2 separate regions of the Homo sapiens genome follow, and region 2 is linked to region 1. Evidence: chromatin loops called from intact Hi-C (ENCODE). Cell type or tissue: endothelial cell of umbilical vein. All regions are shown on one strand.

Region 1 (2,500 bases):
GCTAAGACAGTTGAAATTCAACTTGGCAATCAGAAATAAATATTGAAAAAATAATTTCTGACTACTATTAGAGTCAAAATGAAGAATCTTAGATATATTAAAGAGCAGTCTGGCCAGGCATTGTGGCTCACACCTGCAATCCCAGCACTTTGGGAGACTAAGGCAGGAGCATTGCTTGAGCCCAGGAGTTTAAAACCAGCCTGGGCAACATAGCAAGACCTGGTCTCTAAAGAAAAAAAAAAAGACCAATTCCTTGTTTATAAATGTGGAAACTGACCTGGAAGTTAAGTGACTTGTCAGTAAAATGGTGAATAGCTGGTTATTTGTATTCTACCGATTTTTAGATAATAAAATATGCACTTTAAAACATTAATGAAAAATACGAAGAGACCATGGATTAGTTTGAATTTCTTCTGGTGACTTTGGATGTCTTTTTACACCTAATTTGGTCATGTCATTTATTCAATAAGTTTAATATCAGATACTAGTTTTAGGTACTGGGGGAATTTTTTTTTCTCGTTTGTAAACCAAGTATGTCCTACTTAGGAACTTAAAGCTTCCTGCTTTTCTTTAGGTTCTAAAGTGCATATATATATTACATTATATTTTGGTCCCTCAATGTATGTTATTTCTTTTTTTCTCTCTCTCTTTAAGGTAATACTGCATTGCATGATTGTGCAGAATCTGGAAGTTTGGACATCATGAAGATGCTTCTTATGTATTGTGCCAAGATGGAAAAGGATGGTTATGGAATGACTCCCCTTCTCTCAGCAAGTGTGACTGGTCACACAAATATTGTGGATTTTCTGACACACCATGCACAGACCAGCAAGACAGAACGTATTAATGCTCTAGAGCTTCTGGGAGCTACATTTGTAGACAAAAAAAGAGATCTGCTTGGGGCTTTGAAATACTGGAAAAAGGCAATGAACATGAGGTACAGTGATAGGACTAATATTATTAGTAAACCAGTGCCACAGACACTAATAATGGCTTATGATTATGCCAAGGAAGTGAACAGTGCAGAAGAGCTAGAAGGTCTTATTGCTGATCCTGATGAGATGAGAATGCAGGCACTATTAATCAGAGAACGTATTCTTGGTCCTTCTCATCCTGATACCTCTTACTATATTAGATATAGAGGCGCTGTCTATGCAGACTCTGGAAATTTCAAACGATGCATCAACCTATGGAAGTATGCTTTGGATATGCAGCAGAGCAATTTGGATCCTTTAAGCCCAATGACCGCCAGCAGCTTATTATCTTTTGCAGAACTATTCTCCTTTATGCTACAGGATAGGGCTAAAGGCCTGCTGGGTACTACTGTTACATTTGATGATCTTATGGGCATACTTTGCAAAAGCGTCCTTGAAATAGAGCGAGCTATCAAACAAACTCAGTGTCCAGCTGACCCATTACAGTTAAATAAGGCCCTTTCTATTATTTTGCACTTAATTTGCTTGTTAGAGAAAGTTCCTTGTACTCTAGAACAAGACCATTTCAAAAAGCAGACTATATACAGGTTTCTTAAGCTGCATCCAAGGGGAAAGAATAACTTCAGCCCTCTTCATCTGGCTGTGGACAAGAATACTACATGTGTAGGGCGGTACCCTGTTTGTAAATTTCCATCTCTACAAGTTACTGCAATACTGATAGAATGTGGTGCTGATGTGAACGTCAGAGACTCGGATGACAACAGTCCCCTGCATATCGCTGCTCTTAACAACCATCCAGACATCATGAATCTCCTTATTAAATCAGGTGCACATTTTGATGCCACAAACTTGCACAAACAAACTGCTAGTGACTTGCTGGATGAGAAGGAAATAGCTAAAAATTTAATCCAGCCTATAAATCATACCACATTGCAGTGTCTTGCTGCTCGTGTCATAGTGAATCATAGAATATATTATAAAGGGCATATCCCAGAAAAGCTAGAGACTTTTGTTTCCCTTCATAGATGATAACTTGACTGTATTTTAGCACTGTTAAAGCACGAATTGGTAACAGTTGTTTCATAAATGAGCACTGTTGTGATAACACCAGCATTCATTTAGCTTGATTGATATCATTGTGCTCTCATTGGCTAAAGCATTATAAGCATCAAATTTACAACATTGGTTTCCCAATATTTAATATAAATATACCATATAATATATTGTTTGTGAATTATTGAGAAATGTAACATTCAAATTTCTAAAATTGTCTGCCAAAGGCTTATTCATTCTGGTTTTGTTTGCTGTTGGGTGTTTGGGGCAGAGTTAACCATTTCTCCATGGTGTCTTTATACTTTACTGGTTTGTGAATTTTATACAATTGAAAGTCTTTTTTTCTTGCTTCTTTCTTCTCTTCTCAAGTTTCCCCCCTGTTTCTACTTTATTGTTTGTCCTAACCATTTCTACTACAGTTTTTTCCTTATGGACCCATACTAGGTTGTACAAACCTTAAGGACTCGTTACCATTTGCAGTTACCATAAGTGCTTTATCTTCTCTATGCACA
Region 2 (2,500 bases), 2.0 Mb after region 1:
AAATAAAAAACAAACTCATGCTAAAGAAAGATCTTGTATAGTCTTCAGAAAAAAATTTCATCATGTTTTTAATTATTCAGTTTTACAGGATCAAGTTTTAAGGATAAACAGATATAATTCTGTAAAAATGTTTAAGTCCTTCAAGTAAAAAACTGGTAAAGTTTATACTCAACTTCTCCTCCCACCTTGCCTTATCTACTAAGCCTATTAAACTAACCAATATAATCACAGGAAATTTTAGGCAATTGTCAAAAGCAAAATTATGTCCCTAAAAGAAGAAAACCTACAAATATTCTATTTATTATTTTATCTGAACCTCTATTAAAAGCAAACTAATTTTAGTAATTTTAAGCTGAAATGCCGCAAGAATGTACACAAGAGTCATATGATGTCATACTTACTACTTCCAATCTGTTATCCTATGAGTAAAACTTCATAAGGAGGTACTTTGATTCTAAAAATGCAAGTCAAACCTATCATATTAATTCCATTCTACAGTCAACTTTATATTAATATTTGTTATTACTGCTTTTACTTTGGTTCCTATATGCAAAATGCTATGCTAGGCACTTTACAGAGATAATCTCTACACCTCACTGTGAAAGGTAGCAATGATTAGTCCCATTTTATAAATGAGAACTCTGGCTCACAGAGGTTACAAAAAGAGCCTGGAACTTCAATAACTGAGGGAACTGGAATCTAAATTCAAGGCCAAAGCCCATCTTCTTTCCATGATACCAAATCAGTTTCCCAACTCTGTTTAAATAAAGGCCTAATGCACTAGTTTAAAAATAAGTAAATTATTTAAAACATTTTCTTTCTACAAATTCTCCAAATATATTCCAGTAGTAATTTACTTCTGAAATAACCATTACTATAATAACCACAAGTTTCTTTTTCTGTTTTTTTAAACATATGCAGTGTAAATTTGATATAAAATTATAATATGGGACTATATATATATATATATATATATTTTTTTTTTTTTTTTCTATAAACAACAAAAAAGAAACAAACCTGTGTGGTCTTTCCAGACCCAGTTTCTCCTACAATCAAAACTACTTTATTTTCCTTAATTATTTTAACAATTTCTTCCTGTTTCTCAAACACTGGTAAAGACTGCCTAAAAGAATCAAATTCGGATTCTCCTCTTTTCACTGGAATCTGAGGTATGCCATTGTTGAGTCGCCCACTTGTCTTGCTCATTTCCCGGTTTTCTTTGAAAATGAATAAAAGAACAAAAAATGTATGATCAACACGGAAAAAGAAGTGTTAAAAATAAGTAATTTTTTTTGCCAAACCTAGAAAAACATGCCAAAAGACATAATTTCTAACATAATTCCTTTCAAATGTTTTCTTCTCTACTCAGTCTACATAAAGTTGTCAAGCAATATCTCAATTGTACTCTTACACATAATATTCTCATTGAACATGTTACAAAATTTCAATATCAATTAGAAAGTGAACCTCAGACATATTTCTGGTACATAATGTTTAAAAATTGATAAAAATAAATCATTCAATAACCATTAAAAATAAAACAATCTTGATAATCTAGATGATTTTTAGGCTTGTTATAAATTTCTATCAATAATTTCATGGAAAATTAAATTTTTGTAGTAGGAAATAATGTACATTATACTTATAAGATCTGTCACGTACATTACGAAAACATATTACAAAAAAAAGAAAATATCCCATATATGTTTAATGCTATACATGTAAGATTAAGTGATCAAATAGAATAATTATGTGTTAAATATAAAGGTCCTAATGTTAACAAATTTCCTAATGGCGTATTTTAGCCAACATCCACATTTAACTAAACAGATAGGAATAAAGAAGAGGTATGAAATGTTTTATATTCATGTAGCTCAAAATATGTTTGTGTGCCTATATTTAAAGTGAAAGTTCTTTGATATCTAGGACCACATATTTTCTATATTCTGCTGATCTATTCCAATAGACAATAATAACTATGTAAATTTTATCACTATAGGCAATAAATAGTTTTCTTAATAGGGAAGTGATCTTTCCAAATAGTAAAATTACATCTTTATTTTATAACCCAAATACATTATCTACCTACTTTTGAGCAACTTAATGTACTGAAGACTCTGTCCAATCTCTTACCAGAGCTAAAGCCCCAGTTCAAAATCTCACTTATTAGTGTGTTATGGCAGCATAATATAGGAAAGTCTAGTCCCTGGAGTCAAATACCCGCTCTGCAGTTTATTGGCTGGTTTGGTGTCCTCGAATGAATTATTTAATTCCTCTAAGCCTCAGTTTCTTCACCTGTGAAATAGGGGAAATTCTTACCTTGCAAAGGTTGCTAGGAGGCCCCATATAAAGGGTTTTGTATACTGCCTCATACACAGTTAATGCTCAGTAAATGGTAGCTATTGATATTATTATTAATACTAAAAAAAAAAACTTGGTTCAACTTAATGACATGCTTTAACACTGCACTTTGTTTCAAATTTTTACAACTCTTAATCAT

What was found. Peaks named below come from ENCODE experiments on the same cell type or tissue, not always from the same donor. Only the 100,000 strongest peaks of a DNase experiment are listed, where the experiment ranks them.
Region 2: a loop joins it to region 1, with 6 times the contacts of the local background. A loop is called at or near these places in 1 of 110 quality-filtered maps.

The regions. Positions count from the first base shown.
Region 1 is chr5:115,523,772-115,526,271 of GRCh38, reverse strand. FEM1C (fem-1 homolog C) reads left to right here. Exons shown (of 3, transcript NM_020177.3): 3 at 655-2,500. The coding sequence ends at 1,964. Among named protein-coding and RNA genes, the nearest start is that of FEM1C, 20 kb to the left of the region's middle. In endothelial cell of umbilical vein, no CTCF peak of the experiment used is centred here; no DNase peak of the experiment used is centred here.
Region 2 is chr5:113,525,303-113,527,802 of GRCh38, reverse strand. It overlaps YTHDC2 (YTH N6-methyladenosine RNA binding protein C2), which reads right to left. Exons shown (of 30, transcript NM_022828.5): 4 at 1,018-1,217. Among named protein-coding and RNA genes, the nearest start is that of YTHDC2, 13 kb to the right of the region's middle. In endothelial cell of umbilical vein, no CTCF peak of the experiment used is centred here; a DNase peak (open chromatin) is centred at 1,212; H3K27ac peaks cover 457 bases.